7 separate regions of the Mus musculus genome follow, and regions 1, 2, 3, 5, 6 and 7 are each linked to region 4. A link is a loop called in an ENCODE intact Hi-C map of the cell type or tissue named here. Cell type or tissue: heart. All regions are shown on one strand. Region 1 overlaps Efcab11 (EF-hand calcium binding domain 11). Region 2 holds the start of 3300002A11Rik (RIKEN cDNA 3300002A11 gene). Region 3 overlaps Foxn3 (forkhead box N3). Region 4 holds the start of Gm51999. Region 5 has its middle 66 kb from the start of 4930474N09Rik. Region 6 overlaps Foxn3 (forkhead box N3). Region 7 holds the start of Gm26839 (predicted gene, 26839).

Region 1 (4,000 bases), 450 kb before region 4:
TTAAATTTTTTAATTATTTTTTAAAATTGTATGTATATGGTTATTTTGCCTACATACATGTCCATTCGGCACATGCATGGCTGGTACCTGTGGAGCCATAGAGAAGGTTAGCACAATGCTTTTCTTAAATATCTTACTTAAGATCCTTATGGCCCACTCACACCTTCAGATAGAAGCCCTGTCTTGGAGAGGACACACCAGCACTCATTGAGGAAGAGGGAAGGCAGAGGAAGCAGCTCGAACAGGCTCCCTCCTTGAATGTATCCCGTCTCGCTGGAGAAGGCAGCTAGTGAGCATGTAAGTGAATGAAGAAATGATATGAGCAAGAAGACAAAGAGGAAGTTTACTTGTTCAGAGTTTATGTGCCAAAGTCATCTGTTAAGTTGGAGAGAGCAGCTTTGGTTTTATATTTCCCTATTACTAATTGTCTTATTCATTTATTTCCTTTGATTGTGTGTTAGGGGATGTCATGTGTATGTTTGTGTGGGCCCATTAATGTGTGTGTGTTTGTGTGTGATGTATGGGTGCATGAATGTGAATGTGTAATGTGTGGGTACATGATGTGTGTGTGTGTGTGTGTGTGTGTGTTTGTGATGTGTGGGTACATGATGTGTGTGTGTGATGTGTGGGTGCATGAATGTGAGTGTGTGATGTGTGGGTGCATGAATGTGAGTGTGTGATGTGTGAGTGCATGAATGTGAGTGTGTGATGTGTGAGTGCATGAATGTGTGTGATATATGGGTGCATGATGTGTGTGTGTGTTGTATGTAAAGTGCATGGACGTGAGTATGTGATGTGTGGGTGCATGATTGTGTGTGTGTTGTGTGTGAGGTGCATGAATGTGTGTGTGATGTGTGGGTGCATGATTGTGTGTGTGTTGTGTGTAAGGTGCATGAACGTGAGTATGTAATGTGTGGGTGCATGATTATGTGTGTGTGTTGTGTGAGGAGCATGAATGTGCATGTGATGTGTGGGGTGCATGAATGTAAGTGACATGTGGGTATGTGAATGTGTGTGTGTGTGTGTGTGTGTGTGAGATGTATGAGGTGCATGAATGTGAGTGTGTAGGTATATACACAGAAGAGGGTATCAGATATCTTGCTTTATTGATCTCTACCCTATTCTCATTAGAAAGGTTCTCTCCCTGACCAGAAGGTCTCTGTTTTGGCTAGTCTGTCCATCTGGCAGCTGCCGGGATCCACTTTTCCGCACCTCCATTTGCTGTGTTTATAGGCAGGTGCAGCCATGCCCAGCTTTTTTACGTTGGTGTTGGGTATTCAAACTCAGATCCTATGCTTGCCCAAGCAAGTGCTCTTACCCACTGAGCCATTGTGCCAGCTCCCATTTGTCTTCTTTATCGGGCTTGCAATTGTGATTTTTATGTAGAGGCTGACTATACATTGCAGCCTCTTCTGCCTGCCTGTCTGTCTGCCTGTACATAGTCTAGTAGAGAGGTCTTCAGAGACTAGATTTTTCATACTGCTGCTGTTATTCATTCTTCAGGGTATGTTTGTCATGACCACAAGTGACTAGATGTACTTTCCATGGCAGCAAGTTCCCACAAATCTCTTAATTTACTTGTTTGGGGAGGGCAGTTTCATAGGTTTATTTGCAGTCATATCTTCACCCTCAGGGCTCTCCCAAACCCTCCGTGTTTAGAGCACATTGCCAGGCATGTGCCCTTAACTAGGAAGGCAAGGTCAATAATAACATGTGAAATCAAGAATCTTTTACACATTCAAAAAATATTTAAATGTAAATTATATCCTCAGTCATTTTACTTCCACCCAAACTGATGTCTGCTATGGACACCAACGACTTGAATGGTATGCAGTCCATTGAATTTGCCCTTTTTCAAGTTTCTAGTTTTTATTGCAGTTCTCAGTCTTTGCTTTAGAGTCTGTGTTTATAGTAGAATAAATCAAATTAGCTCCAGTAGGTAGACTTAAGCTAACCAGAATCTGCCTCCTTATCTGAAGGAACCAGTGTGAGTGAACATTAATTTGGCGGACAAAAGAGGCATTTTTAATTTTATTTGATGAATGAAATAAATTACTTTATTATAAATTAAATGTGAAATAAACATTTATGATCTGTTCTCAAGGAATAAAACAAATTGAGTGCCTAGCATATGTGTAGTAGATCTCTTTGTCCAGTTGGTGGTGCTAAGAACTCTGATTTAATACATTTGTATGCGCGCGCGCGCGCGCGCGCGCGCGCACACACACACACACACACACACACCACACACACACACACACACACACACGCCTGACTGAATGGAGAAGTTAAACCTGAAGCCTTTCTTAATAAATGTTATTTTTACTGGGTTTTGAATTTTTAGCATAAAGTGTGTGCCCAAATCATGTACTTTCTAGGGTTAAGAAATGGATCAAATCTCTCAGATGGCAAGCAGAATGCATTTATAGTAAATTCCCGTATCGAGATGATTGGCCCACGTTAATGCCCATCTATTGGAAATTGCAGGGTTGTGTGACATCTAACTCCATCCTGCAATAGCCTTTTGAGCCAGCTCATCTGGAGGAGACGGGTGCGGCTGGTAATGGATGCTGGAGAAGTGGAGTGGTGGTCCTGGTCATGTTTATGTGCCAGAGTTAGATTTACAGATGCTGATGGCCTATGGCTATTAGGAGTTTGCTTTTCTATGGATGTATTGCTGCGACAGCCGGCACATTGCTTTGCTGGGGTGAGGTTTGTTTCTTTAACCCCCGAAGCCCTTGCTTACAGCTCTGATGAGGCCGCATAGAGCGCTAGCACGTCGCACAGGCAGATCCTGCACAGTTCATAACCGCCTGCCAGCTCCTCAGCTTCTTTACAGCCTGCCTTCCCCAGTGGCGGCACAAACATTCCCTGAGGTCAGGAACATAAGGCCAGGTGCACCTTTGCTTTTGTCCACCTTAATGCTTCCGTGGCTGTGTGCACAGACTTAGTTCCTTTGGTACCGGTAGCAAAAACCCTGAAGACTTAGCAAGGGACAGGAGACCTTCCTCATTTCTAGGGACCCCTTATGCTCTACACCCCCAAAGTGATTTTTTAAGGTCAAAAAGTTCCATAAAACTGTTAGATTTACCCAAAAGATACTACCGTTGTTTTATCTTGGTTCCAGACATTTTCCTGTCACCCACAGGGATGGCTTCTGTATGTCTATATGAAGCTGTTTAAGGGTGGAAAAGGAAGTGCCCATTTGCTACAAGGGACAAAAAGGTGGTACCAAGAGTTTGTTTAGGTACTGAGTTATTCTACAAAATTTTATCAGGCCGTGCTGGGTCTTGGGCTTACAAAGATGTACTCTAGGAGAGCCTGAACACATCAGAGTCTGTGGGTTTAAAGAAGCCGGATGCTGGGTGAGGATGTAGCTCGGTGGTAGATTGCTTGCTGGCATGTGTCAGGCCTTGAGGTCAACCTCAGTGACCACTCCCCAGAAAAAAATCTTACAGAAGCTGCAAGATCCTCCCACCATGTCGAAATTAATAAATGGTCCTGTTGCCTAGATTTAAATGTATTATAAATTTATAAACGTAGGTTATAGGAGTATCTGTCATTTAGTTGAACTGAGAGTTTTAGTACATTTTCTGTGTTTTGGCTCAGAAGGTTTCTGTCCAATGATAACCGTGAAACACCTGATGGTGAAGCGTTTGCTAATAGAGAAGTTAAAAACACCAGAGCCAAGTGTACCCTCTTTAAGAACTAGCACAGCTAACGGCTTTGCCATGATCAGGTCTTTGAGATTTGGCCTTTACAGTGCCTTGGACTTGAATAATGGAGATGCTCAGGAATCATCTACAACATCCCTTTGCACAGCTCAGAAAATGGAGCCTGAACTAACGCTTGTGTCTACCCAAGGTCACGTAGGTCGGATCCTAACTGGGATCAACTGACTTCCAATTCCACGATACTGTGTTATTTTCCTCCCTGACTTTGACACAGTGAGCCATTTTCCATGTAAATAAAAACAACTGTACCTTGTTCCGCCTCAGTA
Region 2 (4,000 bases), 53 kb after region 4:
TACACCATGCATCATACTCCACAGGAAGAGATAGAGGGTGTAGAACCTGCTTTACTTGGAAAGTCTGGTCAAACCCTGCAAACTATGCCAGACTTAAAAACATGTACAGGAAAGGAAATAAATGACTTTGAGATCTTTGACTGCCCAGATCATTAAACCCTACAGATATATCTTCAGCATAGATGCTCTGGGACCAGGGACCAGGTGACCGGCATGGTTCTGGGTATGGCCTTTGACCATGAATGACTTTGTAGGACTGCCCTGACCCCAGAACACTGGGAATGGTTCATTCTAGGTGTCCTGCTGCTGTTACACAGGCTTGAGAACTATTTACGAGTGCTGTGAACACACAAGGCTTGTAAGAACACTACTTGGTGACGTGATAACTGAAATGCAGACTAGGAAAATTCTTCAAAGATTTTTTTTTTTTGGAATGGCTTAGATTTAGTGGTCCTTCCATGTGATCTCCTTGTAATTTGCTGCCTCTCTGTGTTAGTTTAAAGGTTTTCATGTTTGCTTTTCTCAATGTTGGAAGACACCACCAGGCTTTGTAGAGGAGAGTGAGGGAAATTACAAAGGAAGCATGGGTGGGGTGGGACTAGGTCATTTAGCTTCTTTTCGTTCCAAATCCGTAAATATTTACTGTTGACCTTCTCAAATGGTTTGGGTACACTGACCCAGTTGAAAGCAGGGCAGGCGAGAGCAGCTGTTCCCCACCCCCACCCACTGTTAAAGCTGATCTCAGACCAATTGCCTCCAGCCAGCCCAAAAGTGGCCTTCAGGGAAAGCTGCCCCCTTCCCCCCAGGGAACAGTTTTAGCCAATTTACACTTTTAAAGTGTGACCTCTTCTAAAGATTCCTAGAGACAAGAGCAGATTGCTGTGAACTGAAGGACACCCCCCCCCCATAAAAATAAAAAATACTTTGAATTCTGGCTTAGGTTTGCTATTGTTGCCAGGTCTTTTGTTTCTGAGGGGAAGGTAATTATAAATTCCATTCCAAGCATAAATGTTCTTTTGTGAGCAAGGGGGACGGGATACCAAAAACAATGAGTGGATTACGTTTCCATTTTTGTAAGATCGTGCCAAGATAATGTGGTTTAAAACAGCTGGGGTTTTTAGAGCAGAGATGGAGCTTCGAAAGGTCTTCTCAGCGCCCATGAACGTCAGCCAAGTTAGAGACTTCTGGACGAGTCTGAATATTCCTCCAGATTCATACTGAGAAATAAGGGATTTTGGGTTGGGGGTAGTTCAGATTTGACAGTCATGTTATTGCATCAACATAATCTGGTAGCTACATGTTCATCTGACCTCATCTACTCGGGGCAAAGAGGAGCAGAGAGCATTTAATGGTGTCCTGTTGTCAGCCTGAGAAATCATTAGCAAATGAACAGGAAACTTTGGAGAATAACTACAATATAGCCCTGTATTTGCCTACCACAAAATTCTCTGTACTGTATTAATATGTTTTCATTTTAATTTTTCTTTGCAGAGTATTGGGAAAGGGTCATTGTGGTGCATCGACCCAGAGTATAGACAAAATCTAATTCAGGCTCTGAAAAAGACACCTTACCACCCACCTCCTACTCCTCAGGCTTATCAAAGGTAAGTGACTCGCACTATCGGGGGTTTTTGTTTTCTTAAAGTCTCCTGGAATTTTGTTATTTTAGCAGAGACAGTCTCTAAAACTAATTTAGTAGGCCGTATGAATGTTTTAAAAATAACTACAGACTAATGGGAAAAAGAATTAAGTCTGATGAGGAGGCACATCCATTGGCTATGCATTTCCTGGGAAGCTTACCGCTTCTGTAGCTCCGACTGAGCGGGTGTGGCTCCGGAAGGGCTCCTGGTAGGTAAATAGCGTCTTCCTGGGTAGAATCGGTTACAGAGGAAAGTGGACAGCTTTTCTATCTCTGCGGGTCACGCTTTGTTGGAATAAGAGCGGTGAGGCACACAGGTGATTCCACCTTCCCATGGCCTGCCTCTAGAGATGTGGAAAGAAGGCAGGCTCGGTTGTTGTCATCCGGTTTCCATGTCGACAGGCTCCTGAGTGATGGGTTTGTTGTGGTTACTAAGTGTTTGTCTTGAGAACCATGGCCACTTTCCCTCCTCACGTGTCTGGCTGTCATGAGACTGAGGTCATGAGTGCATTTTTACAAATATACAATGGGAGGGGTGTTAGGTAGATTGTCACAGTTTAAAAAGCATGTCAGTGCTAAGTTAGAAGAAAGGGCCTTACAGAACAAAGAGCCGGATTTCAACCTGTGGATGGAGTCTTAGCTCTTCACGGTGCTTGTCATCAGGCCCACTAAGAAAGTTTGAAAATTACTTTATTTAAGTGTACAGCTGTTTCACTTTCATTTATGTCTGTGTAGCATTTGAATGCTTGGTGACTGTGGAGGCCAGAAGAGGGCATTGCATCCCCTGGAACTGGAATTACAGGCGATTTGAGCCACTGTGTCAGTGCTAGGAATTGAACCTGGATCCTCTGGAGGAGCAGCCGGTGCTCTTAGATCACTAAACCATCTTTCCAGTCCCCTACCAAGAAGTTCTAGAAGGCATGTAGCAGCATTTCCTTTGTTAACTGGTTAAGAGAAACTGCCAGTGGAGTAGACATTTATGTTAATTGGGAATGGCCCGGTGTCAGAAGGCTGGGGAATTTTACAGTCCACTTGCAGATTTTTCTGTTCTGATGTTTATTCTGCAGGAGGGCACACAGAGTGAGCCTTCCAACGTGGCATTAATGAAGTTCTTGTGCGTTCCATCACAGACCCTAGACAATCAGTCTCCGGCAAGAGACGGGAGAAGCAGCTGGGCTCTATGAGAAGACTGCTGTATGTCTGCCTTTGCTAGGCGATTAGCGTGATGGTAGCCATAGTAACTGGAGTGTCTCCATAGTAACGCGTAGCTGAGACAGGTGCACTTGCATCACAAGGCTGTTTGTTGCCTGGCAAAAGGACAGGCCATTAGTACTTAGACATAAGCTGTTGCCTTAGAAACAAATAACCCTACATAGCAACTACAGTTGGTTCGCAAGGGTATTTTTGGGGGGCTGGGGGAAGGAAGGTTGTAGCTGCTTTTGTCTGTGTTCATAAAAATCAGTGGAAGCATACTTTATTTGAAATGACAACTCGAGGTCATATAGCTGTAGGAGGAAGAGATGGGATTTTCCAGAGCAGCCTAGCCTACATTGTAGGAATGTCCAGAAGGGGAGAGCCATATGCCTGCCTCTCTTCTTGTGATGGTAGCCATTCCTGAAATAGAAGCTGGGATTGGGGTTAGAGAGTTGCTTTTTTATGGGGTTGGTGGGGAGCCTGGCACTAATTATTGCAATACTGTCGATATTCAGTTTCCAAGCCCACCCCACTAGTTTCTCTAGTTTCTCCCTTAGAAGTATGTCACACCCGTTTGCTTCTAGCAAGTTAAAAATGTAAGTGTTATTCACTGGGTCGTGTCATTGGTTCATTTAGGCCAGTGCCTTGTTGCCAAATGTGACCCCCAGGGAAACACTGCAATTATTTAATAATTTGAAGGATTATAATAGAACTCTGGGGGTAGCAAGTAGAATACACACAGGCCAGAGGTATTGTGAGCTGGCTGTAACCTAATGACTTCTCTAGAGTCTTAGCACGGGCATGAAAATGCAGATGAACTAGGGCTTTTACAGTAAATGATTTCCAGATGACCACTTCAGATCCAGTTCTGTCCCTTGCAGTTAACCAGCTCCTTCCATATCAAGGTGCTTAGATGTCAAGTCCATCAGATCACTAGTGAGGCGATTCCAGCCCACATCTTCATGATTTGAATCCAGAGAGCACGGTGCTCTCTCCATGCCTTGGAAAGGGTTTGCTTGAGAAGCCAGCCTATGGTGTGAGAGCTCACACCGAAACTGGTGAAGAATTTCTCTGTACCAGGCCACTTGGTGATGTAATTCCAGGAGGCCGGAAGTGGAACAGCCAGCCATAAACAGATACCAAAATGCTGAGTTAACCTGATCTGGC
Region 3 (4,000 bases), 180 kb after region 4:
TTCTCTTTCTGCAATATCCACAGTCCTATTTACGTCCAAGTGCCGCACTGAGTTTTAAAAGCGCTCATGTGTTAAAGGTGTGGATTCTTTTTCCATTCTTTCTAGGGTGGGGTTCCACGTCATCCTGGCTGGCCCCCAAACTTGCTGTGTAGCCAGGGATGACCTTGAACTACTTCTCCTCCTGCCGCCATTTCTCTGGCAAGCACCACCTTACCTTATGTGCATATGTGCGCTAGGGATGGAAACCAGGACTCTGACGGAGCTCTATTACCCAGCTCTGTAGGATCATTTTAGTGGGCTTTTTAAAAAGAAAGCTTTTACCAACATTCTGTGAAAGTGTAGCCACACCCTTCTCGAGGGCCCAGGCCAAGAAGGCTCTCCAGGGTCCTGGCAGGCACCACTGGGATGCCCATGAAGGTCACCAGAGGACACACTCAGAGACAGGAACAGCAGTGGGGACTGAGAACAAGAAGAGCGTGGACACTGGCTTCATATCTGCCTTCCCATCTGGAGGTCAAGTGTAAGCACAGTCAGTGGCAGGCTGCAGAGCCCCTAAAGATTGGAACCGTGCCATAGTTAGGGATCATGTCAAATCCATCATCTCCTAGTGGACACAACCAGAGGGAAGTATATCCACAGGTCTTTTTAGCCCATTCCAACTATAGCTTTATTTTCCTCTACATTGCCCGGTTGGGGTTGGGAGTGGTTTTGCAAGACTGGGTTTCCCTATGTAGCTGTCCTGGAGCTTGCTCTATAGCCCAGGCTGGCCTCAAACTCAGAGGTCAGCCTTCCTCGGCCTCCCAAGTGCTGGGATTGAAGATGCGTACCACTACTGCCTGGCAACGTTGCTGGTCTATTGCCTTGAGATTGGAGGCAGTGCCTCGATCCCTAAAGGGAGAAATCATACAGAGCCAGAATGATGACGATGCTGTCTCCCACCCTGCTACTGTTGCCCCAGGCCTAGGTATGAATCCTCAGTAAATGTATAAAGGCAACAGCCAGCCTCCATGATGGAGAACTGGCAGCGTGCATAGTGAAGCTCGTGGTTGTGTGTCCCTCTCTCTGTGGGTTCACACAGACCTTTTCCCATGGTCAGGAGCTGGCCAGCCTGGCTTCTGAGAACCCCATATGTTTTCTGCTGCTCTCTTCCCTGGGGCTGGGTGCTGTGACCAGGCTCTGTTTATAGAGCCTCCTCGCGCCTTGCTATTTATAGCTTCCTGCTTCACCCCTGAGCTGCCCCTCTGAGTGGCAAGCTACCCACCTCCTCTCCTGGCACTGTTCAGTCCTGGCAATTAACAGGCTAGCTTGGTTGCTAGAAAGGGCTCCCCCCACCCCGCTTTGTCATTGTGCTTTGTAGCCACTGCACTTCAGGTCACCAAGTGGCAGCCCCTTAGATTTCTTCCCTGTTTGGCATCCGAAAGTCTAAGCCAGGGCCAGCACACTGTCTCTAATGCTCAGTGAGTTTTAGAAAAGAGTCTGCCTGAGACGCTAGTGAGAACCCAGGAGCCCTGTGCCCCCTGCAGGGGTCGGACTGCAGTCCCGAGGGTCACCCCCTCTTGTTTCAGTTGTCTACTGCAATTTGCAGAGAGGCACAGTTAATTAAAGCCTTGGCTTCTAACAGTTCGTGCCCCTGGTGTCACTCAGTGTGTGGGATACATTCTGCAAGAAGGGCCATCGCGCGCAAAATGCCACTTCCAGAACAGCCAAGAGCATGGCTGTCTACTCATCTTACCTTCTGAAATCAAAATCTATCCACCTACTCCAGTCTCTCCCTAAAACGTGGTGGTGTAGACGGATCTCAGCTGCTCGCATCTCCTGAATCACCTGCCTAGTAGCTCCCTTGACAATCCTTATGAATCATCTTTAACCCCTGTGGAGAAACTAGGTCACCATAAGCCATCTCCAAAGGCTTATATAATCCTTGGTTGGAATTTTCCCAGAGACGGAACTCTCAATAATAAACAAAACAGCAGAATGGACCAAGAGGGGTGGGGAATGCTGTCTGGAACCGGGGTATATGTCCTTTATATAGGGCTCCACAGAAGAAAGACCACAGGAAACAGGTTGTGCCCTGCCTGCCCTGCCTGCCGTGACAGCCCTTCCCCAGCCTGCTTCCAAGCAAGCAGGTGGAAAGGGTGCCTTCAGGGGAGGAATGATGGCAGGAATGGCCTGCTGCTCTACTTATGGCCTCTCATAGTGTTAGCCAGGGCTGCCCTCCAATGGCAGAGCTGCAAGCTCCCTGCTGAGGTTAATTTTAGACCTTGCAAAGACTAAGGGAGATGCATATCAAAGAGCGAGGCAGGTGAAGTGCTGATGGCCAGCACAGTGTGCAGGAATGTTTGTTTTATGCCTCGGACCTTTCAGAACAGAAATGAGCTTTAGACCCTGGAAAGTGGCTCCGTCAGTAGTACTTGTGTGAGCACCTGAGTCCCAGACGTGGGGTTTGGGGTTAGGGAATACATGCCTGTAATTCTGGTGCTAGGGGGGCAGGGACAAGCAATCCCTAGCTCAATGGCCATCGAGTATGCACTGATCCATGCTGCTTCTCCCTGGCCAGGTGTGAGTGTCACAGTCTAGCTGATTTGAGAAGGCCTTGGAGACATTTAAGAAAACCAGTAAGTGCTGGGGAGTCTGGTGCTGAAGCCTGTGCAGTGGCTCCAGCAACCGTTCTCTTCTCCCGGGTTGCTGGGAGAAAAGATGGGAATGCTGTCGACCAGAAAGGGATGCTTAGACCTCTTCTACTGAGCACACAGAGTTAGAAGTTGCCTTCAAATGTGTATTTTCTTTAGTATTTGACTGAGCTGCCTCCTAACTCCATCTCAGAACGTGAGGTGATGGGTTGTGTTGGTCTTTGAATGTATTGATTTTTTTTTTTCAGGAGGTGCATAGTGAGAGAAGGGGTCTTAGTCAGGGTTTCCATTGCTGTAATGAAACACCACAAACAAAAAGCAAGTTGGGAAGAAGGGGTTTATTTGTCCAGGTCATAGTCCATCATTGGAGGAAGTCAGGTAGAAACTCAAGCTGGGCTAGAACCTGGAGGCAGGAGCTGATGCAGGGGCCATAGAGGGGTGCTGCTTACTGGCTTGCTTCATGTGGCTTGCTCAGCCTGCTTTCTTATAGAGCTCCAGGACCAACAGCCCAAGGATGGCGCCACCTACCATGGGCTTGGGCCTCCCCCATTGATCATTAATTAAGACAATGCCTTACAGCTGGATCTCATGGAGGCATTTCCTCAACTGAGGCTCCTTCCTCTCTGATGACTCTAGCTTGTGTCAAGTTGACACACAAAACCAGCCAGTACAGAAGGGAAAGAAAGATGCTAATTTTAGGCTAAGGGCAGGCGACTGGGCTCATATTCCTGCCTAGTGTTCAGTGGAAAAGGAGACGGCTCTCAATGCCTTTTTCCACAGAGCCATTGTGAACTGGCTGTGCCAGTTTCCAGAGACCTCATTCCTGACACTTGCGGGTGGGGACAGAAAGGAGAAGAGATGGAGGCACACTTAAGTGTCACAGCTGGCTCTTGGCAGCCAGTGAGCGGGCACATGCATGCTCACCATCTCAGTCTGGAGTGTGCTGCCAGTGAGGAAAACCAAGAAATGGCAGGGACTGGAGGCCAGACTCAGCAGCTCCCCTGAGAAGGAGGGCTGGGTTCAGAGGGTGAGCCACCTTACGTAAACGTTCCCAGGCAGTTTCAAATCTCAGGCACACATCTGCTACTGCTGCCAGGTTGCTTTGAAATGAATACAGCACATTAATTGGGAAGATGTGTATGTAGGGTTAGGGCTAGCTACCAAAGGCATAGTAGACTGGAAAGAATTGAATTTCCCCCATTAAACCGTGTGCCTTAGAGATAATTCACTGGAGTTTCTGGAGAGGTGATGTGGGCTGCTTGAAGGATAATGGGAGCAGAGTTGACATTAAAGCACACATCACCAGCCCCTAGGCTAAGCAGTTTTCATAGCCTTCCTTATGTAATCCTCAGAACAACCCTACAAGGTGT
Region 4 (4,000 bases):
AGTTCTGGGTCTGAGATAGGATTCTGCTGTCAAATAGCTATTTAAAACAATAGTTTAAATTATTTGGCCTGCTTGAGATTTCTTGGCACCCAAGATATTAGGGTATATTTGGAAAACACAGCAGGAACTTGAGCATGAGGCCATTCCTACAGGAATTTGGCCCCTGGATGCTAATGTCAAGGCTGCCTGTCCCAGAGCCAGGGATCTGTTGAATCACTGTTGGAGGAGGGCACACCAAGCTCACTCTGGCTTACAGCAAAGGTCTGCTGGGGTCCATTTTAGATCACCAGGCAGGCAGACCTGTGGACCTTGCACCTTCCTTATCAGCCTTCCTTTCTCTCTTTGGGACAACACCTGCCTGACATCTCTTAGCATATCTCGAACGGAAAAGGGAAAAATAAGAAATCAAGTCATACTCAATAAATCTGTTTGCTGCCCCTTTTCCGTCTCCTGCCTGAGGTAGAGGTTGTCAGCACAATCAGCCCCCGGGTGGGGGGCTCCTTTGATGTGTACAGCTAGGACCCCCACCTAAGGGTATTGGGACTTAGGGTTGGCTTTCCAGATGTTTCTCATAGGCTTCTCCAGACAAGCTACTCATTCAGCTTGCGAATGCCCTCAGAGGGAAAGGAAAGATAAGACCAGCCCATTAAAGGCAGCTTCCCCACTCACTGTGCTCCTTCCTCTCTCGATGGCTTCTTAGAGCCTAAACTTGTCCTGTGTGTTCAGTTTTTGTTTATTTGGCATGGCCAGCTCACACCCTAGGAGGCGAGTTTTTGTTGTTGTTGTTTCCGAGACAGGGTTTCTCTGCATAGTCCTGGCTGTCCTGGAACTCACTCTGTAGACCAGGAAGGGAGTTTTAAGAATGACATACATAGTTCAGGCCTAATCAACCTGCTTTGAGAACCTAGGAAGAAGGACTGGGGAGGAAATAATGTGCTGGGCCTACTTTAAGTAGAGAGATGCCTAGGAAGTGTGAGAGGGGTTGGGCGGGCTGGCAGCTCAAGGCGGAGCAGGGAGAGTACATTCTCTAAAGTCAGTTTTGACCTTTGGTGAGGATTAAAGATTGTCAAGTGACACGCTGTTGTAGGAGGGGGACCTGCCCTAGCTGAGCCACAGGTGGCTGATCTTCTCTTGTCCTGGTTTGGGTTACCAGTAGTGGGCCTTAGAATCACTGGTGTGCGACTCCAGAGATGATCTAATGTGCCTGCCACCGGGTACCTTCCGCGCTTAGTCACAAGATGTGCTCAATAACATAGGTGTCGCTGGATGACCTCAGGCTACCTTGGGCTTCTTCAGGTCTTCTGGCTGCTTGGCAAGGAGTGAAGTCTCTGTGAGTCTGAATTGCTGAAGATTGCCTGCCACCTACCTAATCTTGAAGTTTTGTTAAGTGGGGGATTGAGTCTCAGATTGGTTTGGAGTTTTCTTTCTTTCTTTCTTTCTTTCTTTTTTTTTTTTTTTTTTTTTTTCTTTTTGAAACAAACTTCTCAGAAGCACGTGGTATTTCTCTCACTGTTCTCTCTCTCCCTGTCTGGCTATGATAAAAGTTCCTGTCCAGCTGGGTTTTTCAGCCCAGTTCACAGATAGCTGTCCACTTTTCTGGTGGGCGTGGGAGGATGGCTTTGGGCTTCTCTTTGTAGGACCTGCTCGCCTAGCTACCTGGGAGTGGTGCACAATCCTATTTTTATTTATGTCACCAGCAGGGTGTCCTATTGGACTCTGCTTTCATCCTCACCAAAGGCAGCCGGCTGGTGAGCCTTGAGCAGTGGGTGGCCATTCTCTGGAGGTGTCTGGAGACTGGGTGAAGTGGCTGCGCCATTGGGGGGCGCGGGGTGGGAGGCTGCAGATTATCGTTTTAGTTGATGAAGCTCAAAATGGTAAAGGACGGAGATTTGTTTTCCTTCCAGATGGGGGCCCTTAGCCCAGCCTACTGGGGAGAACCCACTGACGTTGCGTTTGGGGTTCACCTCTCCCTTGGTGGTTGCGGCCATCCTCCTGCCCTCCGAAGCCAAGGCAACCTAGGCTGGGGATCAGTTTTTTCGTCCCCGGCAAGAGGTACATGGTGGAGGAGGACTGGACCCGCCTCGGGAGTGCTGCAGTAGTAGTTGGAGAGAAGTGGAGTCTTCTCTCTTCACCCTCAGAAGCCTCGCTCGCGTCGTAATTCTTTTTATTTTTACTTTCGAGCCTTGTAAGGCAGGCGGCCGGGGTAAAAGCGCTGCGGCGACACGTTGCCAGCTGCGCAGCACCGCCCGTGTGGCCTGAAGCAGGGGAGAGGGCCGGCCACGCGCCACCTGCCCGGCTCCCCTGGGTCCCTGGGTGCCGCACGGGAGCCCGGGAACCCAGCCTGGCCAAAGGGCCTCCCTGCGGACCCGCGCCGCAGCTCGGGGTCGCCCAGCCCACGTTTTCCGTCTCTCCGGCTCTCTCCGCCCCTCCCTCCCCGCGCTTCCCCTCCTCCTGCCTGGTCATGTGTCGCCTTTTTTTGTTTGCAGTGGAAACAATTTCTCGCCGCTCGGCGCGCCCCGGCCCCGACGCGCCGCAGCGGAGGCGAGCGGGAGGCGGGACGGGGCGTGGAGAGCGGCGGGGCCGGCGGGAGGACGCGGCGCCCGCGGACGCTCGCTCGGGGCCCATGCCGCGCCGCTTCCCGCACCCCTGTCGCCCGCATCCGCGGCCGCCCCCCGCCGCCCGCCCAGGGCTCGAGCGTCCACTGCGGGACCCCGAGCGATGCCCGCTGGGCGCCAGCGAAACTTTGTCGGCTGCGCTGAAGGCAGCGGCGGCCCGGCGCCGCGCTCGGCCAGGTGAGTCGGTGCCCGCGCCCGCCCGCACCACCCAGGCTGGGGTCCGCATTCCAGAGCCGTCGCAGCGGCACGGGGACGGGGCTCGCAATGCGGGGCGCGGGCCAAGCTGGACCCGGGGTGGGGGGACCCCAGTCCTGAGCCGGGAAGTTGCCCGCCCAGGAGTTTCCTGCCCCGACGTGCTGGCTGCTTCTCGTGCCTCGGTTTCCCCTCCGACTCGGAGAGCGACAGAGTTGGTATTGTCTGCGGAACAGGCATCCTCAGCAATTCGAGTCTGGCAGAGGGTGCCGATCAACTCCAGACCCCAGGACCGCGAACGGGCGCCTAACAAAGATCCCCTCCCTAGCCGAGCACGCTCAGCACGGGCCGCGAGCATCCCGAGACTCTCGGGGCCTCTTCCGCACCCTGACTCTTTGCAAGCCTTTCTGGGCCTCGCGTGAGCTGGGAGGGACGGTGGGCGCGTATTGATTTGTTTTAGTCTCGCCACGCTGCGGCCAATAAAAGGTTTATGACATCTGACCAGCAGTGAAGGTATGTGTGCTCCCAATTGCCCTGTGTACGGGGAGAAGAGCAGTTTTCCCGTTGCCTGGCAACGCCGCCGATTGACGCAGGGCCCAGCCAATCGCTGCCCTCGTTGGTCCCCTTGAAATGTTTTTGACAAGTACAGTAAAAGGGAGTGGAGCGCGTGCGTGCGTGCGCGCGCAAGGAGGGGGAGGTTCCCGGTCCCCCAAACTCGCGACTGCCCAGCTTTGGTTGAGAAAGATTTCTCAACTTTTTAAAAAGTTCACCACCAACATCTGTTCAGACCTGGGCCGTAATGGCGTTGTCAGGTATTTGGAGAATTTCTGCTATTAGCCAAAAAAGTAAGCGTTTTTACTCCATTTTCTTCGTTGGAAGAAAGAAAGGAAGATAAAACACAGGAAGTCATAAAAAGAATGAAAACAAAAGGAGGGTGTGTGAGACGTAACCAATAACTTAAGGCGGTCACTGTTGGGTCACTGTTCGAAGCAACATTATTAGCAGCAGATTAAAAAATGTTTGCTTGACCACAGACGCACACTACCCCTCCGCCTCTCTAAAATAAGAAGGGAAAGGCGATTTGGAAAATTTTGTAGTTAAGATATAATGGAAAACTCAGCTGTGGTTTCTGGGAATTGTTTGTTTTGTGGTAATATAGGACAGGGGTAGTAAGGAGTCGTCACATGCTGTTG
Region 5 (4,000 bases), 300 kb after region 4:
GTAGCCACAAGACCTTCCGGCCAGGCGACCATCTTCACTGTGGATTTTGGAGGTGCCAGTTTTGATTTTCCACAATACGTTCTTTTACCTAAAAATCATTACATCTGATCTAATACAGTACCAAGCATAGAGACCCTAAGATGTCTATATTTAACATTGCATTCAGTTATGTATCTCGACCTGTGGATTTGGGGGTTACCCTTAACCTTCTTGTTACTAAGATTTCATTCCCCCAACTCTCATTTCCAACCTGGTCTGTGATTTACATTTGTATATGTTTTCTCTAATGATAATTCTGGAGGGTCACTCACAGTCAAAAATCAAACTTTATCTGGAGGGAAACACAAGGCTGGTTGGGATCAGCTGAGATAGAAAAGAGGCCACCCTCCTCCCCCAACTTCTGCAGGGCCCCTCATCCAAGACATTCTCTTTGCTGCCAATTGCCTTCTCCAAGCGAGAAAGAATAAACTAATTTTATACCTATTCAGTCCAATAACGCTCATTGTCCTACCTCCACCTCCAGTGATAAGAGGCAGGAACAGTTCATTTTCCATTGCTAAGCAACCGCAAAAACAGTGCGCCCCGCCTGTGCCCGACCGCCCCGGCTGATAGGGATCGCTGTCTAAAGTTCGTGTTTGCATTCTGAAGTCAACAGTAATTGTAGTTCCCTATTAGTCTTCATTAGGATAGTTTATGGCTGGCCTAACTCCAGTCTCCACTCAGTAGCTTGAATGTACTGTCTTCCTAGGGGAAGAAATATTTGGCAGAAAAAAAAAAAAAAACCTTGTGCGGATTTCCTCCGCTCATTTCCCTTCGGTAGGCCAGGAAAGTACGGTCCACACCCGTAGTTCCCTAGCCTGGGACAACAAGGCCACTGTTGAAGGCATTGGAGGAAACGGGTGGGAAGAAGGCCGTGTACTCCTGGGCTGGCTTCCGTCTACTCTACGGAAAAAGTAGGTCAGTGGTGCACAGGTCCGTTTGGTAAAAGAGCTCTTGCATTTGGGGGCCAAACGCACAGCCCTTCTTTCCAGAGCAAAGGTATGTAGGGCCTTTTTCCATAGACCCGAGTCTCCTGGCTGGCTGACTCAGGACTGGGTGAAACACTGGCCTTACTGTAGAGGTTCAGTCTCAGCCAGCTTGAAAGAGCCGCTCTGGGCCACCAGCTTCCATGTGTTGACTCACCTCGAGGCTGCCAGCCTGCCAGCCTAGTTGCCAGCTTAGTCCGGGAGCAACCCAGGCCCTCACATAACTTGCCCTTTTAGCCCCAGCTCAGAGTTCCAAGGCTGATGGGGGGTGTGGGGTGTGGACAAATATAGAAAACCGCTTCGAGCAATTAGTGAGGATATTACCCTCCTTCTTAGACCCCATCCTCAAACATCCGTTTACTCTCAGCACTTTTCAGAGACAGTGTGGCTCCTGACATCCCTCCTCTACCCCATTCCTTAGAATCGCTGAGGATTTGTTAGGGCCATTCTGGAAAACAAGCCTGCTTGCGCCCCCTAGTGTACACGCGAATCAAAGCATTATAAATTGAGTACCGAGAGCTTGTCTCCTCCAACAGACTGGGGCAGCCCCAGTCTTGAGGCCTAGGGCAGGGACTAGAAACCATCCCTAAATCTTGTCCTCCACCCCACTCTCACCCAGGCCTGCTCTTCTTGAGTCCTTCCTTAAAGTTACTTCCGCATGAAATCTAAATCAAGTCGTTGAAACACCTCACGCTTACGGAAGGCAAGGAGAATCTTTGCCTAGTGGCGGACAGTGCAGAAGCCCAGTGGCTGTGAACTGACACCGGAGTTCAAGTCCCTTTGTTTTGCTACAGTTTTTAAGTTGTGCCATCGGCTCTCTTGGGTACCAGACACCCTGGGATGATGACTCCTTAACAGAAAAAAAAAAATCCTGGAAGGAGAAACTGAATTGAACAGCATGTTTCTTGGATCCTGATCATCTTGAACTTCTGTCTCTCCCTGTCTTCTTCTGTCACCAGAAGGAGACGGGAGAGAGCCCAAGAAAACACAGAGAATCTGTTGCCAGAATCTAAGGCAGGAACACTGAGGCCTGAGGAGGTTACCAGGAGCCATGCAGACACTAAGAAAACCAGAAAACCACCTTCTGGGGTAAAGAGGAAGGTTGCCTACCAGAAAGCTTAGTCCTCAACCAAAGACTTACTTAGACACTCTTCCTAGGTTGGCTCACTTGATGGAAGTCGAGGTGGGCTGGCAAATGCATTTCGTGTCCTGCGCATGAAGTCTGAAGTGTAGAGAGTGTTCCTGAAGGATCAGTTTGAGAAGTATCGTGATTGATTAATAATGTCTGCTGTGAGCATAGAACATATGAATGCTGGTATACATAGAGACTAGGTAAGGAAGTAAGAGCGAGCGTGCTTTGTATACATAGTATGCCATAGTATCCACCAGGGGTGTTATTAGTGGGATTAAATTGATTCCTAAATTGTCTGGAGTCTAGAGAACTAATTGCCACCATTCCCGTCCTTACTCTAAAGTGCCCCATCACTGCCCGATCAGAAGGCTGATGTGGGAGAAAAACAAATGGCGGTGAGAATATTGTTTGAGTTTCCCCACTCCTAGGATACAGAGTTACGACTCCACAGAGGTATTAACCGAATGTGTCTGCATGCCCAGAGAGCTAGCAAGTGCTCTGAGCATGTGGAGAAAGGGTGGGACTGTCCAAAAAGCTTCCAAGTTTGCGCCCTTGTGAGTTACTCAATCCAGAAGATCTCACCGGAGAACAAGGTCATTGCCTGCACATCATAAACACAAGACAAGGAAGAGGAAGAGGTGGCTCCAGGGTAGAGTGCTCACCAACCCCCGACCCTGTAGACTTTCATACAGCCAAAGGTCCTAGGGTAGGTATTGAAGGGCTGGCTCGTCTCTAAGACTGTGTACCATATCCGGAGGACACCCACAGGTGGCCACAAAGTACTTGGATCTCAGTGTGTTGCCCTACAAGATGCACCCAGAACCTTTGTCCTTTTCTTCTCTGTCATTGCTTCCATTTAAGTCTTAGCCAGGGTCACCTCTTCCTGGAGGTAGAGGCGTATAGCACTGGCCCCTGCAGTAGTCAGGGGCTGAGACAGGGTCTCACTATGTGTAGCCAGGCTGCCTTGGAATTCATTATGTAAGGCAGGCAAACTTCAAACCCATGGCAGTGTTCCTGCCCAAGTGCTGGAATTCTGAGCATGAGCCCCCACAATTTGCTGTCCTAGCCTCTTGACAGTGCCCCCATCGGCTTTATCCCTCCAGGCTACCTGTGCTCTGGAGTCCCCTCTCCAAGCATCAGTCAATGGCATGACCTTTTTGAACACAGGACCCTAGCATCACATGCTCCTCTCTCTATAGACTCCCCCCTCTTCTCCCAAATCCTCACAGAGCACCCTTGGTTTCTCTCCCCACTCCCATTCCCCTTGTCTTGTATAGCTGCAATAGCTCTTCAGAGAAAATACTTCTGCTCCAGGCCCTTCTTTCCTGAATTTCTCTTTCCCTTTCTGTTTGGCTGACATCCTCTCTCTGCTTGGATGGTAGCATCTTTAGGGAACTCACAGAGCACCTTAGGCTGTCCTTAAGGCACCTATCACCATCGGAACCAAGTATCTGTAAAATGATTTGCACATCAGCTATTCTCTGCTAGCCTGGAAGGCTCAAGAGAGGCCCGGAACGTTATTTGTCACCGTGTCTTAAGGACCATCTAAAGCTCTCGCACACTTCCTAGCACAGAACGGATACTTGATAAATTAATAATTTGGGGTGGGTTTGAGGGAGGGATGAGTGGAAGAAACTTTCAGAAATTAAAGTTTGCTTTCACCATTTGCCCACCCTACTGAAAAAGCTAGAGTTGGTGGATGTGGTCCAGCAAGAGAGAGGAGAGAGAAGGCCAGACTGATTGAAGCAGAGGGGCAGAGGGGTGCCATGGGACCACAGCTTTATTTCCTAGGGATCTCAGGTTTGCATTTCCAAGACAACCAGAAATGTGTGCCCAGAATTCT
Region 6 (4,000 bases), 120 kb after region 4:
TTAAGCCCCAGTTGTGCATGCGTGCTGTGTGCATGTTTAGAGATGTTATCACTTTTTATGGTGCGTGGGAGAACAGTTTTGGTTTCATCCTTCATGATCAGCTCCTTCACTTTTCAAATTTAGAAAGACAAGTGTGACTGCTCCCCTGTACTGTAGGGTACAGTGTCTGAGGTTGGGGGGCAATTGCACATACGTTGCTCTTTCCACAGGTGTGTTCTGAAGAGATGGAGCCCAGAAGAGAGCTTGCAGGCTTCCAGACACCTTGCCTTGTAGTGTGGGTGTTAGTGGAGAGCAGGACCTCAACCCAAAGCTAGCCGTCGATTTCAGAGTACTTAACGAAGGTTCACCTGGAAGGGAAGCCCAGCGGGGACTTAGGAATGTTCTAGTCTAGTGTCTTCCAGGAGCATCAGATTATCCACAGTTTGATAAGTAGGAAGTTCTGTTTTTAAAAGATTGCTCTGAAGGAGAGTTCATATTCTTTTCAGCAATGTGCTTCAGTTGAAAATTTCTAAAAGTCGTTTCTTGTGCTATATGAGATTCTTCTTAGGGTTTAGATACAGTCTTCTTTACTTTTGTATCCTGAAAAAGAGAACATTCATTCCCTACATCTTCATGCATCATGCTGGCAATGCCCCCTGGAATCTCCATCGTGGGCACTCAGGGCTCATCCCCTAGCAATGGATGGGTCTGGTGGTAACAGTGGCTGATGGAGGCCACCCCGACCTGCCTTCCCTCCAGGGACTGAAGGCCATTACATGATAGGTGGCCACCAAGCTGCTTCTTTCTCAAAAATAAACTTGTTTTTTTACCGGGATCAAACCTTTGCCGTCAAAGCCACTTGAGTCTGTTTGTTCCTACTGAGCTAAGTTGCTACTCAAGCAGAAATAATCTGCTCTTCGGAAGGTCCGATGTATAAATGAACAGCTCGAGGAGAGGAAATACGCAGCTTTATCTGGGGTCTGACTCTTTGAAGGGTAGACTCACGGGTCCCCACCTGCCCAGGCTCCTGTTGGCAGGATATCAAACCATGGTCTCGTGGCCAGATCTTCACTGAATAATGAATGAGTGAGCATCAAGCAGGTCAGAAATAGAAATCAATAAAGCTAAACTCTACCAAGAAGAGAGCTGTGCACGAGACTGATGAAGTACGATGAGGCTGGTGGGAGCCAGAGACACGAACACAGATTGCTTCCATTCTCCCAGATGAAGGAATGTAAAAAGAGAAACCTGTGGCTTAGGAAAGAGTCCCAAGGACCAGGGCTAGAGTGGCTGCCTCTCATGGTGGGAATGAGGAAGAATGTTCAAACAGCCAGATGTTCTGCTTCTTAATGGCTGGTGCAGCCGTCGCTTGCTGTTCACTGCTCCTGAGGGCCAGGCGCCAAACATCTTCATCAATCATATGTTTGCAGCTGTGTGACCAAAATAGATCTACAAGCAGCCTGTTTGTCCTGGCCTTGTGGAAAGCGACAAGACCGTGAGGTCATCAGAGAAGCCTGTGATTCTAAGAAGCCTGTGATTCCGGCCCTTGCTTTTCCCCGTTCCTCCATCTGCCCATCAGGTCCACCTGCCTGTTTAGGTCTAACTCACCCCTTTGATCTCTGATGACACAATCTCACTGGCCAATTGATTTTCGTTTGTGGGAGATTGAAGGGCATTATGTGAGAGCCCCTTTTATGCCAATTGTTCCATGAGAAACGCTCTATTTCCCCATTGAAAATGACAGCGGGTGCCCGTAAAGAGGCAGTGCAGTGTGCAGGAAGGACCGGCTGCCTCCCAGCTCATGGAAGGCCACTGGAGAAAGTAGTTTCATTAAGTACTGCTCGCGTGCGTGCCTTGTGGGTGGTCACACCCATCTCACCATGCCCTCTAGACCGTTGGGACTCGGAAGAACTGGTTTCTTCCTTAGGTGTCTTGGGACGTTTTTTCTTTTAATGAACCACTTGAGACTGCTCTAAAGGGTAGAGTAATTACTGCATAGTGTCAAGTCTGTCTTTGCTCTCCCCAAAGCCCCTACTCTCGACAATAAGGAGATGGTGAGTATGCCTGCCGTATGCCTTGAAAATCAAAGATGGCTGACTTCTGAGCTAAAGGGACTCCTCCAGATTTTAACGATTCACTTAGAATCCTGTTTGTAATCTTCCACCGAGAACTCTGTCCAGAAAGTGTCCAGAAAGAAGGACTATACGTTTAGCCTGAACCCTAATCTTTAGCAGACCATCAGATGTATGCAGTTGATTGGACCTACCATGGGCCATACCAGGAAGGGAGTGTTGGGTGGGACCCTTTCTTAAGACCATCCTGGAGAGGGGACATGGTTGGCAAGATGACTTATTTGGTAAAATGTTGCAAGCGTGAAGTCCCGAGTTTGGATACTCAGTATCCCACATTTTAAAGAAGCCAGGAACAGCAGTGTCTGCCTATGATCTGAACACTAGGGGGAGGAGACACAGGAGGATCCTGGGAGCTCATTGGTCAGCCAGTGCAGTTTCGTCAATAAGCTCCAGGTTCAGGGAGAGATCCTGCCTCCACCAAAAAACAAAAAAAAACATCAGAGAGTAATTGAGGCAAGTTCCTAAGATTGACCTCAGGCCTGCACACACACAGACTGTCATCCCATACGTGTGTAGGCACACACGAAAAGACTCCAGCCCGCCTCTGTCTGAGGGAATAGGCTTTTGTCAGAAGTCCTTTTCTACTTAAATTTTCACCATCCTTGGGATCTATTACTCTGTTCAACGTGGAGTGAATGGATGAACAGGACTCGTTGTTAAAGGCAGCCCGGGCCAGCTGGGAACACAAGGCCTTGGTTTTCCTGTGTCCAGCTTACATCTGCATAGACAGAAACTCAGCCACCAGGAGAAACACCACATGTGTGAGACTGAACACAAAATGTCGTGGCGTGGATTCCTCTGTGGCTATTGAGGAAAGGGTGTCGACGTGAGAACTTCTTGAGAGAAGCTCAAGGATGTGGAGTGTGGAGTCACATAGTCATCTGGATGCCAGCGGGGTGAGTGTCGCAGAGCAGTCTCTGGCCTTCGGGAACTTGGCCTCTAAGAATCTGAGCTGGAGTTGGAAATCCACATAGGGGGCGGGGCGGGGGACAAAGCTTTTCCATCAGTCCCGAGTGTCAATAAAGCACTTCCCTCTCCTGCCATCTCAGCTAAGTGCCTCTTAAGTGCTCATTAGTGGGAACTGGTCTGCAGAGGGCTGTGTTCGGATTGTGGGCACCAGGGTGTGATCAGCAAAGGTGGCTTTGGGGACTCTGGCTCTAAAAAGGTGAGAGGGAACCCGATGGACTATGTACTCAGATGCTGGCGTTTGATATTCTTTAGGTTGGGCTTTGGCTTGGGGGTTTGTTTGGTTGTTTGGTTGGTTGTTTATTGAAACAGTTTTACATAGCCCAGTTTGGCCTCACACTGTCCTTGAACTCCTGATCCCCCTACTCCTACCCTGCCACCTCTACCTGCCCCCAATGCCGGGATTACAGAAGTGGGCCATCCAGTACCGGAAGCAGAAGTAACCAGGGATCCTGAGGGCTTCGGGGAGAGCACAAGTCGGTGGTTTCCAGGGGAGATGGGCCCACCCTGCACACTGGAACACAGGAGAGTTTTGTTGATTGGACGTATTGATTTTGAATTCAGGAAATTTCAGATACTGGATTGCTGGCTTCTTTCAACAACCGGGAGGCACGTGGCAGCATGGCCCTGCCTTGTTCCGGAGCAGCTGCAGCCAGACATGAGTGGCCACTGCAGTGTCACCCGGGTGCCCAGCTCTTCTCAGCCTGCCTGTCCATGTCCCCTCATCCCCACTTCACCCAGACATCTGGATTAGAATGCTCAGTGGGGAGTGTGCTTGCTGAATTCTGAGTCCTGCCAGGTTTGTGTGACCAAGCAGTGCTGTAGAAAGAGGGATAGGATGAATAATGGGACAGAGCTGGTGACGCTAACCATCCAGCTTAACTGTGAAATTATATGACACTGTGTGCACGTGAGCTCTCACA
Region 7 (4,000 bases), 170 kb before region 4:
CTGGTCACCAGCTGGGTGGCTTTGGACCAGTCCTTTCCTGACCCTCCACTGTCTCCTTTGGAGGTGTGGTAAAGATCACTGGTGAAGTACTTTGAAGATGGGCGAAGACTACCACATTACAACACTAGGCGTGAAAAGAGTCACCTGTGACACTCAGTTTATAATGTTTTAAAAATCTTCTATCGCTGGAAGGGAGAGGCCACAGCACTTCTCAAAGGGACATTTCCTGCTCTCAAAATAGAAGTCAGAAGCCACGGTTTTAGTTTTCTTTTTGGTGTAAACCACAGCACAGGCGGTTGTTGCTATTAGCAGTCTGGCTGAACTGTGACCTTCTAACTTAGACTGTAGGAATCCCTGAAAGAATACTTTTCAGTTGCCAAGCCTTTCAAACAGGTTTCCCCAACTAAAGCACTGTTATCATGAATTAGGGGCTAATGGAATTGTCTTCTTAAAGGAGAACCTGCGAGATTCCAGTTAGGCCACAGTAGAGAGCCAGGAGGGTGGAAGATGGGGTGGAGGTGGGGTTGAGTATGGGTGGGATGGGGGAGGGGCTGGGAGCCATTGGTTTAGTGAACTCTTGCAAGGTAACACACTTGTTCAGAAAGAAACGTAGAATTTTTACAGTCCTTCTAATGGCGCACGAGCTGATTTGTGAATCAATCCAGGATCATAATTTACTTTTGGTTTATGGGATTTGGGAATTTTCGCATTTGTTTTAATTTGTAATTAAGTTTTCTCTACGAGGCACACCATATGCCACCATTAATTCTCTCTAGTTGATTTCTTAGGAGATACATGGGTGCATATTTTGATGTAATTTTAGAGGTCTTTTGAAAATCAGATGACTACGTGGTGAGCCATATGGGGCTTTGTTATTTAAAACACAAATTATAAAGCTAGAGAAAGCAAAATGGAAAAAAAAAAAACCAAAAAACTTCTAACGGGGACAAATTGGGGGGAAACTGGTTTCAAGCGCACAAATTGTCCACTTTTTTTCTCCCCGATATTCTGAAATCTCTGAGGATCCCGCGATGTCTCTTACCTTCTGTGAGCGCACTCTATACCACAGGTGCACGGAGCAACCCTCCCGGCCACGCTTGTGCTTTCCGCCGGGGCTGCAGATTCTAGCATCTGCCTTCTGGGAATTCGGCTGGAGCCAGCGCCTTTCTTTGCACACCCAGGCTTTGGCACTGAGCTCTGCTTTCTCCGCACCCACGGCGGCTCGGCTTTCCCGCTCGTGCTTTCCCAGGGCTCCCCCTCCCCGGCTGCCCCTCAGTACGTGCAGGCTGCAGAGCGGGCCGCGGCCCGGACGGCGAGCGCTAGGACCCAGCAGGACTCCGGGCCCGGGTGGGAGCCGAGCCGCCGACCCCGGGCAGGCGCCGGGCGCTGGAGCCGGGTGTTCCGGCCGCGGTCGGTGCAGCTCGGCTGGGAGACGGCGCGAGCCGGCGGCGGGGCCCCCCGCGAGTCCAGCGCCGCCGCAGCCCCCCAATGCGGCCGCGAGAAGCAGCTGGGGGGCAGGCGATCGAAGGTAAGGAAAATGCGGCTCTCTGGCTGCCTAGCGAGCCTCTGCCCGGGTTAGCATTGTCACCCCGAGCCTCGCTGCCCAGGCTGCCCATTTTGGGGGGCACCCTTGGCTTTTTATCTTAAGGTGTCCGCCCCCATCTGTGCTCCTAGTTTTGGATTGATTTATAGCATGCAGCCCAGAATGGGAAAGATCCAGGGATGGCGAGTTGGTTATTTTCATTAGTTTTTGTCTCAAAAGTAAGTTCATTTAAAAAAGAAAGAAAGAAAAGAAAGAAAAGTTTTTTTCTGGAATTTGTAGATAGCTGGGTTTACATTTTAATTTAAAAAATTAGCAGACAATGGATATTTATAAAAATTACCGAATAATTGATGTAATTCCGTTAATGACTTCGGAGGGAGGCGGCTCTGGAGGGTCCTCAGGCATGACTTGTATTTTCAAGGAACTAACGTGTTAAATGTGGAGTTTGGCTGGGGCAGAGTTACAGCATCGCTGTCGTAACTGTTTTGCTATCAATTATAAACAGAGTGTCTATGGGCAGTTTAAACCTCTTTTTCAAATACCGGAGCTTCATATCCCGGCGTGACATGGACAAACCAGAATGTCCATTGAAGGAAGCAGGAGTGTTTCTGTTTTTGGAGAAAAACGTTGCATTGAGGAGAAAAAAAAAAAAAAAAAAAAAAAAAAAAAAAAAAAAAAACCAGATTCCTAGCCCGGGAGACTATTTTTCATGCTTTGTTTATAGTCTGGGAATGACATTTGGGAAAGGGGAACGCGGTCTTTCTTGGGAGCTTTTAATCGTGGGGGTTATTAATTTATTTAATTTATTAGTTTCAATTGGTTGGGCTCCGGGAGCCTTCCGTCACCAGGTTATGCTAGCGTTGGGACACAGGATTGCGAAGGCGAAACTGCCAGCCCGGAAAGGACTGGACCGGGCTGGTGGAAGCTCCCCGTGGCGCTGTTGTAGGCTGGGTGCTACCGGCTCATTGAGGAAAATGGGGATGGCTCTCGGAGCTGAGGAAGACATCAGTATTTCCCTTTTGTTCCCTGTTTTTTCCATTGATCTCCAGCTCTGCCTTAGCCAGGGGGAGCAGCTCTGAGGGTGCAGAGAGCCCTGAAGACTGCACGAATGTCTGGAGCCCGCTCTAACTCTCACACTGATTGGTCAGTCTGATGGGGACTTAGGAAAACAGTCACCCGAAACCGTCTTTTAAAACCTCGTCTTAATTTCAGATCTGCCGGCTTGTACATGGGTTCCTGCCTGGTTTCTCTTTTGATCTGGGTGCATCTGGCTCGCTCTGGGTGTCTTTATCTTTAATTTTGTGTTGTTGTTTCTATCCAGATAAAGTAGGCCATTTTGGTGACAAATTTCTCTGCAGATGTCAGCTTCTAGCTCGCACTGATAGATGTGGGGCTTCACAGTGATTTCTCTCCATAAGTTGTAGGATGCAAAGTTGCTCAACTTGGAATTAATTTTTCCTAATTTTTTTTTCATCTGAGCATTTAAATAGCTACACCAACAGATGGAAGCTTAACTGTATCATTACTTTGATAATTTAAGTGCCTTGTGAATTAGTATGTTTCTCGCGCTAAATCTAAGTCTTTAGACAGTGGAAGGGAAAACAGACAATGAAAGGCAAGCAATCCCGATCAGCTTGCAGACTATTGCAAGAAATTGTGGCGTCTGCTTTGAGCAGAATACAATTCACATCCAAGAAGGGGCGGGGGTGGGGGGGTCTTTTACCACAGAAGGCAGAATTAGAGATAGGGGATGAAGCGGGATCTCTATAAGACAGCCTGCAGCCTCTCTGGACATCTTCATTTGAGCCTTAAAGTGCCTCATTAAAGAAGCTGGGTCCCAGAAGTTGTTAACCGTATAAACACTTTTCTGATTGGTTTAAATATTTAGACACAGGAAGTAGATGGTATCTAGTAACCCAGGAATGGAGACATGGTTGTCATAGAAACTGAGAAGTGTAACCCCACCCCACCCCCACCACACATGCATTCACTACCATGACCACCACTTAGGGGGGAAAAAAAAAGCCCTGCATGTCATCACAGATGCTTGGAGAACTTGCTGGCTTCTGTTAGCTTTCCCACAACATCTGTTGAAACCTGAGACCATGCCTGTCAAACCAAGGTCATTTTACAACAACAACCAAAAAACAGAGCCCTCTGGATTTCATAACTGTATTTTTATTGAAAATAGTTCAGGGAAGAGCCTGAAAGCCAGTGTGAGCGTTCATGCTTACTTAGCATTTTGGATCCTCTGAGTTAAGCAAGAGGAAGGCTGCAAAGAGTACATTTGAGCCATTAATTGTAGAACTATGTGTCTGCTTCTAGAGGTGTGTCTCTCCTGTTAGAACAAAAGTCCTTTTTTACAGACTTAGAGACCAGAATGCAGCCAGCGGAGGCAGGGTCATTTGGCAAAGGCGTTATGAAGTGTTTCCGGGCTTGCAAGCCGGTTCCAGGTGG

Evidence for each region. Hi-C counts contacts between places; a loop is a spot of excess contacts. Peaks named below come from ENCODE experiments on the same cell type or tissue, not always from the same donor. Only the 100,000 strongest peaks of a DNase experiment are listed, where the experiment ranks them.
Region 1: a loop joins it to region 4, with 2.7 times the contacts of the local background. A loop is called at or near these places in 9 of 42 quality-filtered maps.
Region 2: it touches region 4 in a loop (3-fold over the local background); 7 of 42 quality-filtered maps call a loop at or near these places.
Region 3: a loop joins it to region 4, with 3 times the contacts of the local background. A loop is called at or near these places in 6 of 42 quality-filtered maps.
Region 5: it touches region 4 in a loop (8-fold over the local background); 20 of 42 quality-filtered maps call a loop at or near these places.
Region 6: a loop joins it to region 4, with 1.9 times the contacts of the local background. A loop is called at or near these places in 3 of 42 quality-filtered maps.
Region 7: it touches region 4 in a loop (6-fold over the local background); 20 of 42 quality-filtered maps call a loop at or near these places.

Annotation. Positions count from the first base shown.
Region 1 is chr12:99,837,086-99,841,085 of GRCm38, reverse strand. All of the region lies in intron 5 of Efcab11 (EF-hand calcium binding domain 11), which reads left to right. Among named protein-coding and RNA genes, the nearest start is that of Efcab11, 44 kb to the left of the region's middle. In heart, a CTCF peak has its summit at 2,140 (motif pointing right); no DNase peak of the experiment used is centred here.
Region 2 is chr12:99,339,026-99,343,025 of GRCm38, reverse strand. It overlaps Foxn3 (forkhead box N3), which reads left to right. Exons shown (of 6, transcript NM_183186.2): 3 at 1,492-1,604. 3300002A11Rik (RIKEN cDNA 3300002A11 gene) reads right to left here and starts at 1,995. Exons shown (of 3, transcript NR_166805.1): 1 at 1,801-1,995. RefSeq lists an enhancer at 1,755-4,000. In heart, a CTCF peak has its summit at 2,399 (motif pointing right); a DNase peak (open chromatin) is centred at 1,935; H3K27ac peaks cover 591 bases.
Region 3 is chr12:99,213,856-99,217,855 of GRCm38, reverse strand. The region is part of intron 4 of Foxn3 (forkhead box N3); the gene reads left to right. Among named protein-coding and RNA genes, the nearest start is that of 4930474N09Rik, 53 kb to the right of the region's middle. In heart, a CTCF peak has its summit at 2,219; DNase peaks (open chromatin) are centred at 1,205 and 3,555; H3K4me3 peaks cover 702 bases; H3K27ac peaks cover 3,387 bases.
Region 4 is chr12:99,391,544-99,395,543 of GRCm38, reverse strand. The region is part of intron 1 of Foxn3 (forkhead box N3); the gene reads left to right. It overlaps Gm51999, which reads right to left and starts at 3,378. Exons shown (of 1, transcript XM_030247043.1): 1 at 1,900-3,378. The coding sequence starts at 3,165. The coding sequence ends at 1,915. In heart, a CTCF peak has its summit at 1,696; DNase peaks (open chromatin) are centred at 1,813, 2,503, 2,813, 3,393 and 1 weaker place; H3K4me3 peaks cover 2,482 bases; H3K27ac peaks cover 3,546 bases.
Region 5 is chr12:99,094,590-99,098,589 of GRCm38, reverse strand. No RefSeq gene overlaps it. Among named protein-coding and RNA genes, the nearest start is that of 4930474N09Rik, 66 kb to the left of the region's middle. In heart, a CTCF peak has its summit at 1,501 (motif pointing left); DNase peaks (open chromatin) are centred at 879, 1,209 and 1,489; H3K27ac peaks cover 549 bases.
Region 6 is chr12:99,266,970-99,270,969 of GRCm38, reverse strand. All of the region lies in intron 4 of Foxn3 (forkhead box N3), which reads left to right. Among named protein-coding and RNA genes, the nearest start is that of Gm46371, 62 kb to the left of the region's middle. In heart, a CTCF peak has its summit at 2,425 (motif pointing right); DNase peaks (open chromatin) are centred at 1,409 and 2,919; H3K27ac peaks cover 863 bases.
Region 7 is chr12:99,560,999-99,564,998 of GRCm38, reverse strand. It overlaps Gm26839 (predicted gene, 26839), which reads right to left and starts at 1,158. Exons shown (of 4, transcript NR_136760.1): 1 at 1,043-1,158. It also overlaps a transcript of Foxn3 not described here. In heart, a CTCF peak has its summit at 2,474; DNase peaks (open chromatin) are centred at 1,328, 2,538 and 3,558; H3K4me3 peaks cover 3,724 bases; H3K27ac peaks cover 3,685 bases.